Regions from separate parts of the Homo sapiens genome. Here region 1 is linked to region 2. A link is an interaction called in ENCODE POLR2A ChIA-PET data of the cell type or tissue named here. Cell type or tissue: PC-3. All regions are shown on one strand. Links, peaks and the distances in the headings refer to the core of each region. The heading gives the core; the rest is flanking DNA.

Evidence for each region. ChIA-PET counts read pairs that join two places held together with the same protein. Peaks named below come from ENCODE experiments on the same cell type or tissue, not always from the same donor. Only the 100,000 strongest peaks of a DNase experiment are listed, where the experiment ranks them.
Region 1: POLR2A ChIA-PET joins it to region 2 with 5 read pairs; 2 of 35 experiments call an interaction of 5 or more read pairs at or near these places.

Annotation. Positions count from the first base shown.
Region 1 is chr7:127,665,756-127,668,255 of GRCh38, reverse strand. The region is part of intron 1 of SND1 (staphylococcal nuclease and tudor domain containing 1); the gene reads right to left. Among named protein-coding and RNA genes, the nearest start is that of SND1, 15 kb to the right of the region's middle. RefSeq lists an enhancer at 1,782-2,500. In PC-3, for the core only: no CTCF peak of the experiment used is centred there; a DNase peak (open chromatin) is centred at 1,055; H3K4me3 peaks cover 2,053 bases; H3K27ac peaks cover 2,500 bases.
Region 2 is chr7:128,112,637-128,118,480 of GRCh38, reverse strand. No RefSeq gene overlaps it. Among named protein-coding and RNA genes, the nearest start is that of MIR593, 34 kb to the right of the region's middle. RefSeq lists enhancers at 1,587-2,103, 2,104-2,620. In PC-3, for the core only: no CTCF peak of the experiment used is centred there; no DNase peak of the experiment used is centred there.

The sequences.
Region 1 (2,500 bases), core at 1-2,500, 450 kb after region 2:
AGGCAGGGAATTAATGGACAGCACTTCTCAGACTTTACTGTGCAAACATCAATCACCTGGGGATCTTGTAAAAATGCAGATTCTGATTCACTAGTTTTGGGGTAGGGTCTGAGGGTCTACATTTCTAACAAGTTCTCAGGTGACTACTGTTCTATAGTCTCCTTCAGAAGATTTCTGCACATGCCTCTCTTCAATTCTGCCTTTTTCTTTTGTTTCTATTGAAAGATGATGGCATTTAACTGAGTCATTTTTCTTCCCCTGAGACTGTAGCCATGTTGACTAGCAGTCATATAACTTAACTCTTCAGTGCTTTCAAAGTGTAGTTGATCAACAGCATTTTACATAATGGAAAACAATGCAGCCACTCAAAACACCAAATTCTACACTCTCTCATTTTGACATAAAGACCTATTCTAAGCACTGTATGTGCATGTCTGTAATACAGATGTGTTCTTGTGCCTGTCAAGAGTGGGATTAACAATTCCAAGGACTGTGCTTTCGGAATATTTTTCGACGCCTGATCTGTAATATTGTTTACCAAACAATGATGGACTCAGCCCTAGTCTAAAGATTTAGTTTGGGCACTACCAGAAATCCGTTAAGTCCAGCAACCCCTTCCTTTAACTTCCTTTAACTTTAACTTTCCTCCTCCCCAGTTCCAAGGCCCAGAGAAAGGAGAGAAGCACAGCAGCTGCTGTTCCTGATCCAGGGATGGGGGACAGCAGCTACTGCGTTACTAGCCATAATAACAATGGCTGCTGTCATCTCATCTCTCCTCCTCACAGCACTGCCATCACTGTGCCCCTGAGTAAAATGTACTGTACAAAATATCAAATCATAATAAAATGATAAAACGTGGTAGGGGACCTGTATACCAGATACAACTAAATGAAAGCCAACCAGAGATCTTGAAATATCTTAGAGAAATGAAAATGACTGCATTTACTCTTCTTCAGGTTTGTTCCTGTAAAGTCATGCACACTTTTCCCTAAACTTGACCTATAGAAATAGTGATGTTAAGTATAATACTCAGTATTACTCAGAGTGAATCATCTCTAAAGAATGTCTAATATACTTACTCAGATTTATATACAGAGCTGACCATAGAGCTTGAGGAAATAAGTCAGCTTCTATGATACTCATGAGAAGCATGACTTTTCCCCACTTATTTTCCAAACTCAAATAGGAAATTTTTCCTATTTGAAATACTGATAGTCAATTTTAGATGTCAAAATAAAGTGCAAATCACAGGTCTACCATAAACATTTTAAAGTCCATTATTGCTGAATTAAGGTACCATCCTAGGATTCTCCTCATTATTAAAATCCTAGGGAGATTATCATAAAGGAATAAAAACTCAAGTCCCTGATCATCTAACACAGCTGGCAATTACAAGAGAACTGGTCAGTCCTTCCCCACCACGATGCCAGTGTCCCAGGCCCTTCCCGCCCTCTGTCATCAAACACAGATCTGCACACATCAAGATATTTAACAGGCAGCTATATCAGCATGATCTGGAACTTGTTTATGATCCCGGCACTGCAAGTACTGTCCATAAAAGAGACTTCTCATCCATTTTTATTAAAAACACTCATAATATTCTACCTTCCCTATGCTATCACTAAAGCGCAGCTCTGTGATTGTCCACACCTTTTTTTTTTTGAGGGGGGCACTCTCTCCAATGAATAACAAATAATTAAACTCTTTAACATATAAAGCAGAGATTTCAAATGAAAGTTTATGACAGCTCAGACTCAGGGGCCACCTTTACTGTATGCTTAGCCTTGTGCCATCAACCACTTCCAAAAATCAATTTTCTGAGGCCCTTTTCCTCAGATAATCTGAGTCCTGAGCTTATTCTTCTCTCTACATTGCCTTTCAGCTCCTCCTGTTGATAATCAAAGGAACACATTTTCTCCTAAGAACTTTCATTAAGAGCACCAATATGGGAACTCTTAAGGATTAAATGGAAACCAAGCAGTCCGGGCTAGCAGCCCCACATCGCCTTACTTGTAATATAATGGCAAGTTATTCCTCTAGAGCTACGGTTCAGGGGCCGAATACAAGGGCAGGGCAGGCTTAGCCAGGAGCTGGACCTGTGTCCTGCTGAGAGCTTGTGGGGAGGTCTCAGGAGATTCTAAAGCCCTCACAAGAGAACAGCTTAACAAGATAACTCAGCTTTTAAGTGATAGAGGCAGCCTCCTGGCCTCTGGGCTGTGAAAGGGCTCACCTGCCAAGAGCAATAATGCAAGTAATTACCACACACAATAATAGATCATGGCGGGATTTCAGGACCCAGGTACTCGGGAGTGTCCCTCTACCTTACACACCGGGAGGAATAGAATGCACCACTTTTCTCATTAAAACCTGCGGCAGAGTCCTGATAGGCAAGCAGATAAATGTCACTTGGCACAGTGATTCTGTTTTGGGTTATTACCAAAATTTTTTTTAATGTCCTTGTATTAAAGGCTATAAAACAGTAATTCCCGCTCTCCTGGAA
Region 2 (5,844 bases), core at 2,075-4,574:
AAAACATGACAGAAGCTACTTACAGAAGCAAATAGCTGGTGAAACATGCATAGTAAACACAGAGTATACAGAATATACGTACGTTGAACAGAGATTTAAAAAGAATGAAACAAGAGTATCACCGGCAGGTAGGAAGGGGGGAAGAAACGATAAGGCATCAAATATCCATGATGCACTCAACACCCACAGGGCACTCAACACACTCAATATTCATGAGATCTTAAATTGGCCACCCACGGGTGACACATTCTGGCTTCACGTGTCCTATGCCCAAGAAAATTAGTAAATTCATTACTTAAACATCCCAGATGCTAACTTCTATTAACTCTTACTGTGGAAAATGCTTTCTTTAATCTAAATAGAGCACCAAATGGATTTAAATCTTTAAAAAAGCTAATAGCTGTTCATCAGGCTAATTGGCAAGCCAGAGCTGCCCCTGCACCCCTCTGCTGCAGCAAGTGCGTGCATGCTCTGGGCATTTTCGTCTGCTGAACCCCTTTGCCTGCCTGGCTCTGGTCCTCACAGCCCCAGCACCAGTGACAAAGCTGATGCAGCAGAGAGGAACAGGTCATGGGAACGTCGTGCACCCAGGAGTCAGGGGTGTGTGTGCTCCATCCACCCCAGGGGCACCCTAGCCTGTGTGCTCACTCACCCTTGTTTCCTGCTCTGTGTTTTTAATTGGTTTAATAAGCCGTGTCATTTGAGAATCATCACTTCATCTATGAGCTTCCCTGTCTTGTGATCTCTGGGATGGCTGGCATACAGAGGCCACCATGGCATCGAGGTCATTTCCCACAGGACAATGAGACATGGAGTATCTTTGGGACACTCACGGATATACCTGGGTGCTACAATTTGAATGTCCCCCTCCAAAACTCATGTTGAAATTTCATTGCCATTGTGATGTATTGGGAGCTGGGGCCTTTAAGAGGTCATGAGGGCTCACTCTCGTGAATAGATTAATGCCATATCTCAGGAGTAGGCTTCTGATGAGAGGACAAGTTTAGCCTGATTGCCTCTCTCTTTCTCCCCAACTCTCTCCCCCATGTGATGCCTTCTGCCATGTTATCATGAAGCAAGAAGGCTCTCACCAGATGTGGCCCCTTGGTCTTGGATGTGGTGGAAGTCTCCAGATGAGTGAGCCAAATAAATTTCTTTTCACTGTATGTTACTGCGTCTGTGGTATTCTGTTGTAGTAGCGGGAAATAGACTAAGACACTGGAGGAAGGCATTGTGGGGACTCATGATAATTGGAACATGGAAGGAAGGGCTGCCTGTCTTGTGGGCATAGCCTGGTGTGGCAGATTACACACTCTGGGGATGGCTACAATGCTATCTCCCATTTCATCTGCTCTTTTTACAGTGTGACCTTGAGTCAATGTCCCCTCCCATCAAACCTGGGCGGCCCTTTGTGGCTGGCGAGGCCGGACGGTGGTGCTGGCCGAGGACATGGGGCGTGGTGCTCTGTGACATCCAAGGCTGGCTGCCAGACAGGAGTGAGTGGGCTTGGATGGTCCCAGGACACTGTGAGGTCGGGACACAGGCTGCAAGCACAGGCCTCAGGGGTCTGGCTTGGCCTGCTGCTGCCCTCCTGTCCTGCCTGGCCTTCCCCACCCCACACCAGCCACAGCTGTCAGGCGTGACAGGAGCCTGTGCCCTTGCCTTCGCAAGGCTGCATGGCCATGCTGGGTGGGACAGCTGTGCCCAGCCTTGCTGTCTGGGCTGCCCACCCACAGAAGGAACTTGCCCAGGTGGTTTGAAACCCTTCAAAAATGGCCCCTGAGGTTGTGTCTATTGGTCCTGACAAAGAGAGGCATTTTGGTGGGGGGTGTCCGTGGTAGGCAAGTGGCAGCCAAAACCTCGGCTCCCAGGCCTGGCCAGCAGCCCCTGCTGCACTTGGTTCCTCTCACCAGAAGCCTGGGCAATTCTGGTCAGGATGCGGCCCTCACTGCCCCATCCCCCACACTGCGAATTCCCCACATGCTTCCCTTCAAGCTTAGGGGCCGCGTGGCGAGAGGGCCGTCGCCCTGCGGGACAGCGGGCCCATCTGTTGATTCCTCTCCATCTGTCTCTCTAGGGTCCTTCTCTTCTCTGCCCTTCAACATCATTTTCAGAAGAGCATTTCCTCCGCCTCCGTGTCTAGCCCATCTCCCCTGGCCTGGCATCTGCTCTCAGCTCCAGGTGCCTCTGTTGGTGTTAGTCCATTTAGATTGCCTGGAGGTGTCTCTCTTTGTCTCCTTCCCAAGGCTCTCTTAGTCTTGCCTCTAATGCTCCCACCTCCAGTCACTCCGGGGGAATCTACTGAGCACCTAGCAACAGGCCTCAACACTCACCAGCTGTGTGGCCTTGGGCAAGCTACTCAACCTGTCTGTTCAGATGCCCCACTCTCCTCGCCTGACAGTCTTCCAGCCCAGATGTTCTGCCATCATCCTATCTCCTCCTGCATTTGCAGAGAGGGGCAGGAGTCCAGGGAGCTGGGGGCTTGCCCACTCATGCCAGCATCAGAGATCTACAGGAGCTGATTCCTCCCTCCTCCCCATGTCTGGCTTTGGGGCGCTGAGATCCCTGGGAAATGGCAGCTCAGGAGGGGTCTTTCTGTTTGGGAGCCATTTGCCACCCAGCCTGGAAGGAGGCTGCTGGGGAGGGCTGCTCCCTCCCAGGAAGAGCCAGTGAAAGAACAGCCGCTGTGGTCCCTTGGTGGCAATGGGACAGTTGCAGCTTTCCACAGGGTGGATCATCAGGAGAAGGACAGCAGCAAGCCCAGGAAAGCCCAGGCAGCTCAGCCACCCTTTTCATTTATTCAAGCCCTTGCCATCGTGCCAGGCCTCGCAGGTGTTTCCTGGGAGATTCTGGTGTCCCTTTTTCAAGGGACATTTGGCTGGGAAGTTTCAAGAGTCCTGTCAGTACACGATGCTATGACTCACTCAGCTATTTCCTATGTCCCTCGGGCTACCCTAGCCAGACCAGAAGCTTCCAGAAGGCGGAGTCTATGCCACCCCATCCCTGAATCCCCACAGTCCCCGTTTCCTGGGAATGTGGTTAGAATGACTATCTGCCGATGTCACCGACACGGAGGTGACTGTGGACACTTCAAGACTCTTGTCCATCTCTAGAAACTGGTGGTCCTGGAAGTGGGTCCACAAGACCCGTAAGAGCCGGGAGAATGAAGTCACCACTGTCACTGCTGTCCCCATCCCTTGCTTTCTGAGATGTGACTTCCTATCCTCGCTCTACGGAGAACAGCTGGAGCCATGCTGAGCAGTTCTAGGGGAAGACAGGACAGGCCGCTACCAGCCCCTTGTGAAACACTGGAGTTCAGGAGGAAACATGGAAAATGAACAGAGAAACATCATCCCCCACTTTGAGCTTCTCTCGACAGACACGCACACCCTGCACAGAACTGGGCAGGGAGCAGGCAGGCTGGACACAGGGAGGGAGGAGCCAATGACAGTCACTCCTAACGATGCATGACCACTGAGAGCAGACACTCATGGAGCCCCCACTGTGTGCCAGGCACTGGGCTCGGCATGGTTTCCCCTGTTTTTCACGACAACCCCGTGAGACAGATCCTTGTATTATGATTCATATTTTATAGACAAGGAAAAATGAGTTGCTGAGAGGGTAACTCTATCAGAGACACACACACAGCAGCAAGTGGCAGCACCAGGACTTGAACCTGGGTGGTCTGACATGACATCAGCCCTCTACCACCATGTCAAGAGCAACCTTACCTCACACCTAACACCGGCACTCAGCCCCACCATGCCTTTGGAATAGCGTTCTGCCAGTGCTAAGTGTGCAGTCCCATATTGCCCCAGGCTCCCTGGGCAATTTGTCTCAGTCAGCTCTTGGCTTGATAAGGCTGTGTAATAAAGCACTCTCAAAAATCTCAGTGGCTTGCAATAAAAAGCATTTGTATCACGGGTCTGCAGGTCAACTGCAGTTTGGCTTCATTTATTAGCCACCTATTATGTGCCAGGCACTGTTTTCTGTCGGACCTTCAGGATTGAGCCATCCAGCCATGGAGATATACATGAAACTAACAATAACGAGAAATGCAGGCACTGTGACAAAACCGTGGAAAGTGCTAGGGAGACCCAAGGAGAGGGAGTGGCCAATTCTTCTCTGAGAAGAATTGGGGATAGAGAGTAACACACAGGCTGGGCTTTGAAAATACAGTAGAATTTCAAGAGACAACGAAGGTGGACAGGGTGTTCTAGAAAGTGGGGACCATGTTTAGCAAAGGCATAGGGTGCAAGAAGAAATGAGGAGCATTGAGTGGGCTCCATGCAGTCTCCTTTGCTGAAGAACAAGGTGCGTGAGCAGGCATGGGTGAAGCAGGAGGTTGGCCACAGATTAGAAAGGGTCAGGCCCAGCAGTGGGAGAAGTCTTTGAACTTTTTTAAGCTGGAGAGTGGACTGACTAACTCCCAAAGGGGAGGAAGACAGCGACTGAAGGCAGGAAGATGGTGAGGAGACTTTGGCGGTTCTCCAGGTAAGAGACGTTGCAAACCTGAAGCCAGCTGGACCAAGGACATGGCTCAAGTGGGAGCCTGGGTGTGCATGATCCCAAGGTGAGGGGGCCAAAAGGTCCCCCTGAGAGTTCATGCAGTGTGTGACAAGAAGCAATTAAGGAATATTTCTGTGAGGCTCATATTTTGACTATCTTTCGAAAGAGGCATTATTAAAATGTTTTCTCATCAAGGGCAGCAGAATTGAGATAAATCCACATCCTAACCCCTACCCCAGGTGGGTGTTCTGCAGAATCCTCACTTACCCAATTCCTTACTAAAATGTTGGTTCTTTGTTTTGTTTTGCTTTAAACCAGATTCATTCTTTTAAAAAAAAATTTAAATTTTTGTGGGTACGTAGTAGGTGTATATATTTATGAGGTAAATGGGACGTTTTGATACAGACATGCAATGTGAAGTAAGCACATCATGGAGAATGGGGTATCCGTCTCCTCAAGTATTTATCCTTTGAGTTACAAACAATCCAATGACACTCTTTATTTTAAAATGTGCAATTCAGTTATTACTGACTATAATCACCTTATTGTGCTATCAAACAGTAGGTCTTATTCATTCTTTCTATTTTCTTTTGTACCCATTAACCATCCCCACCTCTCCCAACTCATTTTTTTGGAGGCACACATAATACATGCTGGACACACAGGCCCACCCAGGGTCTACTCTCTGTGGATCACAGACTGTGCCCGCAGAGAACCAGCCACAGCGAGGGGTCTGCACGTGCCTCCCCGCCAAGTGCAGACAGATGGCCCTGGGTGCCCAGCTCTGGCATGGCACTCAGAATGTCCTTCAGCAGTGACAGTCAGATGCTCAGCACAGACAGGAAGCAGTCTGGGGCTGCATGACCGAGCCAAGGACCCACAGGGAGCCCAGAGGAGTCAGAAGGTCCTCATACCCTTTCCCTAGGCTCACTCCGCAGCCTGTGCTCCCCACATTGAGGCCACCCCAGCCAGATCTGAGGCAAGGCCACTGAGCAGACAGACACCTGCCTAGACATGAGAAACCCACCAGAGTCTGAGAAACTCACGTGACCAGCTCATGTCAGGAAAGGGAGGGTGCTGCTGCAGCTGGGAGAGGTGCTTATTTTTAGCCTGCTTATTGGCTGGGGCTTTGCAGACTAAGATGAAGCTCCTGCTCCTCACTGATGCTGTTATTTCTCCCCACCGGGGCTGGGAATTGGTTTATCTTCCAGGTAGCCACCTCAGCAGCCGCCCGCCGCAGCAGCAGGCCCCAGGCAGGTTGCTGTGTGTCTATTATTTTTGATTGCCCGTCTTATGGGGCATGAAATCACTTCTGGGAGGGTGTGAGCTTGGCAC